Linked DNA regions of Mus musculus: region 2 is linked to region 1. Evidence: chromatin loops called from intact Hi-C (ENCODE). Cell type or tissue: heart. All regions are shown on one strand. Links, peaks and the distances in the headings refer to the core of each region. The heading gives the core; the rest is flanking DNA. Region 1 has its middle 24 kb from the start of Bmper. Region 2 has its middle 44 kb from the start of Gm36685.

Region 1 (2,915 bases), core at 214-2,713:
CCAAAGCTCTGCTTGAGTGATCATGCCAAGTCGGAGTGGGTCTGCAAGTCTCCGGAGGAGATAAAACAGATTGCTGTATAAAAGCACACAACCATCTATCCTCTGACTTCATTTAGAAAGCATCAACTCTTGCCACTTTTCCAGGCTTTAAATATTTGCCAGTTAGCCTCTCTATTTCAAACACTCCAGAGTCAAAAGGGGGGCGTCAATTTGGATGGACTCCCTTGTCTGGTCTCACGTCTTAAAATCTAGTTGTTGTTTTCGAGTGTCGGGTGCACGTTCATCTCCTTCTGTGAGGCTCATGGTTTTGTGCTCTCAAAAAAAAAAAAAATCCTAAGTGAGCATATGTATGTTCATGTGTGTGCATGTGTGTATGTATAGATATGTGTTTGTGTTGTGTTGTGTGTGTGTGTGTTTGTATGTGTGTGCACATGTCCTCATCTTAGCAAAACTGTACTTGGAAGGGTGTTTGGATGTTTAGATCTAATATGCCAAGTGCTGCTTGGCGTTTTGTCAAATTGGCACACACTACAGTCACTTGGGAAGAGGAAACCTCAACTGAGGAATTGGCCTCCATCAGAGAAGCCTATGGGCATGTCTGTAGGGGCATTCCCTAAGTTAATCATTAATGTGGGGAGGCCCATTCCACTGTGGGTGGTGCCACCCCTGGAAAGGTTGTCCTTGGATACATAAGAAAGCAGGCTACATGAGTCATGGAGAGAAAGCCAGGAAGCAGTACTCCACCATGGTCTCTGCTTCAGTTCCTTCCTCCAAGTGCCTGTCTTGACTTCCTGCTCTGACTTCTCTGAAAGATGGACTATAAGCTGCAAGATGTTCCCCACGTAGCTTTTGGTTATGGTGTTTTATCACAGCAATAGAATCCTAGCTAAGATACCAAATTTTAGCTAGAAATAAAGATTCAAACTCTGTTATCACACTCCAAAAGGATGGCCTGAGTTACAGACATTACTGTGTAACGGTAAGGGCAGATATTTAAAGACTACACTATAGCTAGAAGCAAGATTTCCACTATTACTGTTTCTCCTTCCTTCCTTCCTTCCTTCCTTCCTTCCTTCCTTCCTTCCTTCCTTCCTTTCTCTTTTTCTTTCTTTCTTTTTTATTCCTTTCTTTCTTGTTCTTTTTCTTCCTCTTTCTTTCTTCCTTTCTTTCTTTCTTTCTTTCTTCTTTTTTTAAATAGCTCAATGGGCAGAAATCATAGTTAAAAATGTTATCTCTAAAGGGAAAATATTTCTTTGCCAAACTCTTGAAACTTATGATTTCAACAGTTTGGCAGGGGGAAAAAACTGACTTTGACAGGAATAAATTATGGCTACAGGCAATGAATATTAAGGCCAATGTCCCAATCACACTTGAGTTTTGGTTTTCAGGGGAATAATCATCCAATCTGGTCACATGATGAAACTGTGCTTTCCTTTCATAATGTACGGGAAATACACTGGCCCTTCCCGTTCTCGCTGGCCTGAACTCAGAACCCTCGGTCCAGGCTAACAGGGGGGTGTCTCCTCAAATCCACAGAACAGAGAATATAAGTGCTCCACAGCAGGGTTTGGCTCTGTGCATTCAATGCAGCCTTGGTCCTTCTGGGCTTCTAACTCTCTCCCAACCACAGGATCTGTCCCAAGGTTGTTTTTCTTCTTGTTTACAAGATGGTGAGCTGCAGCAATGGACATTCATGTGCTTCTTGATTCACTCAATGGGAGAGAACGAAAAAGAGAAAAAGAATAATAATTTTAAAATGTGTGTGTTGGGGGGGGGGGGTCAGGAAGAACACTTCTTTACAACCTGGAATGGAAATCTACATCACGCCCTGTCCTGAACAGTGTATTTATCCTAAGAAGGATCATGCAGTGCTGCACACTGCTTTTGATCCAGCTTTGGAGCTGGAAACAATGTGGATTCCTATATTAATCAGGGCTCTGCTTGGGAGTGATGAAGTGGATGTCAGTGGGCCATCAAAGGCATCCACTTCATAATATTACTCAGTGCTAACTATCATCTTATGCATGGTTCCATTAAAAATGAGGCTTTGGGCATTTATAAAATTGCAAGTTTATACAGCTGGTGCATTGTGATATCTGGATGTACAGAAGCAAACCAGTGAACAAAGCAGGTACCATCATCCCCATCAATGTGATATTCTTATTGGGCAGAATGCTACAGGGCCATGCTCCCATTGTTTCCTTTATGAATACTAGTTTAAGCAACAAAAAAGTGGCAATTTATATTAATGTGAGTAGAAAAGAAATGTAGTCCAGTAGGCAGAGAATGGTGGACTAGCTGTTACTCCCTTCTCTCACCTACTGCTATATCTCAGAACAGCCTTTTATCAAGTATTGTAGCTAGCCTGGTGGCACAGGGTGGAATCTTGGTTACGCAGGACACTGAGTAGTAGTATTAAAAGTCTCAAGCCTTTCTGGACTACAGAATGAGTTCGAGCCTAGCCTAGTCAACTTAGTGAGACCCTTCCTTAAAACTAAAAGTAAAAAGAATTCAAAACCAGCCTGGGTAACTAACTTAGTGTGATCCTGTTTTAAAATTAAAAAAATAAAAATAAAAAGAGGTAAGCACTTAGTCCAGTGCTAGAATGATTGTTTAATATAAAAGAGGGTATGGCTTCAATTTTTGGTACAAAAAGAAAGAAATAAGAGGGGAAGGTAAAAGAGAAAAGCAAGAAAAAGAGAAGAGGGCTTAGGTATGAATTGGTGGCAGAATACATATGCAAGGTCAAGATCTGACTCCTTAAAACAAACAAACAAACAAACAAACAAAAATTTAAAAACCCAGCTGAGATAATTTTCAGGATACAGTAAAAGTATGGCTAGTATAATAATGAGTACATGTTAAAAAGGTTTAGTTTAATCTACAAACAAGTAGATGTTGTAACCGATTCAAGC
Region 2 (2,915 bases), core at 188-2,687, 250 kb after region 1:
AAAGGCTGGGGAGAGGGGGGCATCTTCAGTCCTGACCCTTAGGATCTGGCATTCAGGGATACACTTGGCAACATAGTGAGTTCAAGGTCAGCCTAGGCTACCCCAGGTGCGTGCATGCATATATATATATATATATATATATATATATATATATATATATAAACAAATAAATAAATAAATACTGAAGGCAGCACTGAACCTGGCCAAATCCATTTCTCTGTTCTTCACAGGCTCCAGACTTTCTCAAGCAGGCCACTAGTTGAGATGTAAGTCTAGCTTGTAAGTCTCCAGATAGTGGCGGGAATTAGAGGCCAGCAGCCCTGAAGCTGTGGGAGAGGAGGCTTCCAGAAGGCTTTCAGCTGGAGTTAAGTGATACCTATTTTTGACTCTGCCCATCCTGCGTGTGCTCACAAGGAAACACTTCACCATGGGGATATGTTCTTCCAAGCAAGGTGGTAAGTTAGACACTTGTGCTAGCTTCCACATTCCAGCAAAATACCCCTTTCCTTGCTAGAGCATAAGATGGACTTCCCCTTGGTAATTGATTGTAATACATAGCCAAACAGAAAAGTGTTTTGAAAAACGACTCCCCGATCCCTGCCTTTGGCTTAGGTAGAACAAAATTATTTTGGAGTTCATGCTTATAGCCTTAGTGTTTAGATGTCCATAGTAGGAAAAGGATATCCACCTTGGCCACCAAGTCCTAAGGAAAAACCATTTTCTCTTTCTGTGTTAACTGAGTTTGGGGTCAGCTCCTGACAAAGATAAGTAGAACTTCTAGTATTATGCGTGTCTATCCTTTGCCCATTGGACCCAGCTGGTAGGCTCCAACTCAAAGGTATTCTCTTCAAGCTAAACGCTCGGTTCTTTGTTGTTTCTTCACAGGAAGTGCATTTTATCACATAAAGGTAAGTGTCCTAGACTGGCAGGTACACACGTGAGGCTGTGGTTCATGTGCCATATGAAATTCATCCACATATTCCCATCATTGATTTACAATCAGAAGGGTGGCTCTCTTTGGGGGTGGGTAGCTGGAAGGGAACTTGGGAGTATTCCTGACCTGGGTGTTGGTTATGTGTGTGATTGTATAAACAGTGATGAATCACAGAGCTATGTCCCTATGATTTCTTCTTATGGATCTCTCTCTCTGTGTTATAGTTATAATAGTTGATGAACTATTAGTGAATTCTAAACAATAGAAAACCATGTCACCTGCTTAAAACTTACTATTGTAACCTCTCTTGTCTCTCAGGGTATTGTATAAAAGAATCTGGACACCATTGGAAAGGACCTTTGTAGAAAAGGAGCTATTGTCGATAATAAAGTTCTTGGGCAAATGACTACGCTCATCATTGTGTAGGACCTGCCTATATCTACATAATGTATTCATGGCTGCACACGCAGGCAAAGGCAGAAGGAACATGACTTACACGTTGCTGGGCCACAGTTGGAACTCCTATTGCCCAACCCTCACTAACCCACAGTCCCAAGATAGATTATTTTGCAACTAATTACTTGCAGATGCGAGATCGCTTAGAATGTTATGAAAATAGCAGATTGGGTCCTGGAGTGGACAACATAACAGAATCCTTGTTATTCTCGGCTCGAGGCCTTATTTTGTGGCTCAGTTCTGTGTCCTGATATTCTACTGGGGAAGAAGTAAGATCTGTGTCCAGCTCATTAGCAAATGCAGACTGTCCTTTCCTTTTCAATTACCAGAAACTGAAGATACAGCTTCAGCCCTCCTGTTATTTCCAAACAGTTTTCTGCTCCAGCCAATTGGAAAAATGACAGACTCTTCAAGAAAAGTGAACCAGGGGTTAGACAGATGGCTCAGCGGTTAAAGGCGTTGGCTAAGTTCAATTCCCAGCATTCACATGGTGGCTTACAACTGTCTTAATTGTAGTCCCATGGGGCCTAATGCCTTCTTCTGGTGTGCAGGCATACACACCAACAAAACATAAATATGTAAGTAAATATTAAAAAAGAAAAAGGAAAGAAAAGTGAGGCAGAAAGGCATTAAGTTATTCTGCTCTTTTAGAGTGGAAAGAAACAGAAGGTAAAAGACAAAGCCGTCCTGACTCAGTAAGCCAGTGTGGGAACTCAATGAAAGCTATTCATGGAGGCATGGGGGAGGGGTGGGGAAGGCCGATGGTGGGGCTGATAGGGAGGGGACAGATATCAGGGGCTGATCGTAGGGACCAATGGCATGAGGCGGGTGGGGGGGGGTGCTGTCAGGAGCTGATGGTAGGACAGGAGGCAATGGCAAGGAAGGGCACTGATGGTAGAGGCTGATGTGGGCAGGGAAACCGATGGCAGGAGGCCAATGGTAGGGTCGATGGGGAGGAGTGATACTGGCTGCTACAAAATGGCACCATTATCACTTTAAATCACCTTAAAGGAAGAAAACAGATTTCTTCTGAATTTTAAGATGAAAGACAGCTTGAAAAACATGGCTTACAAGATGGGGAAAAAACGAAGGCGAAGTTTGCTAGGGCCACTCTGGGATCAAGCTCTCCAGCAGTAGACCCATCTGACAGCCAGCAACCCACACTTCAGGGGAACTTAGGGAAATCAAAACTCTGAGGGGCAAAGTCTGTCGATCATACTGTCTTTGCAAGGGATCATCAATAATGTCGGGCCTGGGTATGCTCAAACATGCCTATAGGTAAGTAATCCAAGTTGGGCATGCAGTTCTATGCATGTCAGGGAACATCTCTTTTATCTCTGTAAATCACAAACAGCTCCCTCAATGACCAACTGTTAAAACCGAGAAAGAAAAGCAACTGACCTCCCTTAGAACAATGAGCTGAAAAGTAATGATTCTAGTGCTTAGAGGAAAAAAAAATATTTTGAACCAGAATCTTACCTACCAGTAAATAGTATTCACAGAAAATGTTTAGGCCAGAATGATG

The links. A loop is a pair of places that touch in the nucleus more often than their neighbours do. Peaks named below come from ENCODE experiments on the same cell type or tissue, not always from the same donor. Only the 100,000 strongest peaks of a DNase experiment are listed, where the experiment ranks them.
Region 2: it touches region 1 in a loop (2.2-fold over the local background); 1 of 42 quality-filtered maps calls a loop at or near these places.

The regions. Positions count from the first base shown.
Region 1 is chr9:23,197,719-23,200,633 of GRCm38, reverse strand. No RefSeq gene overlaps it. Among named protein-coding and RNA genes, the nearest start is that of Bmper, 24 kb to the left of the region's middle. In heart, for the core only: no CTCF peak of the experiment used is centred there; a DNase peak (open chromatin) is centred at 1,483.
Region 2 is chr9:22,944,439-22,947,353 of GRCm38, reverse strand. No RefSeq gene overlaps it. Among named protein-coding and RNA genes, the nearest start is that of Gm36685, 44 kb to the left of the region's middle. In heart, for the core only: no CTCF peak of the experiment used is centred there; a DNase peak (open chromatin) is centred at 1,633.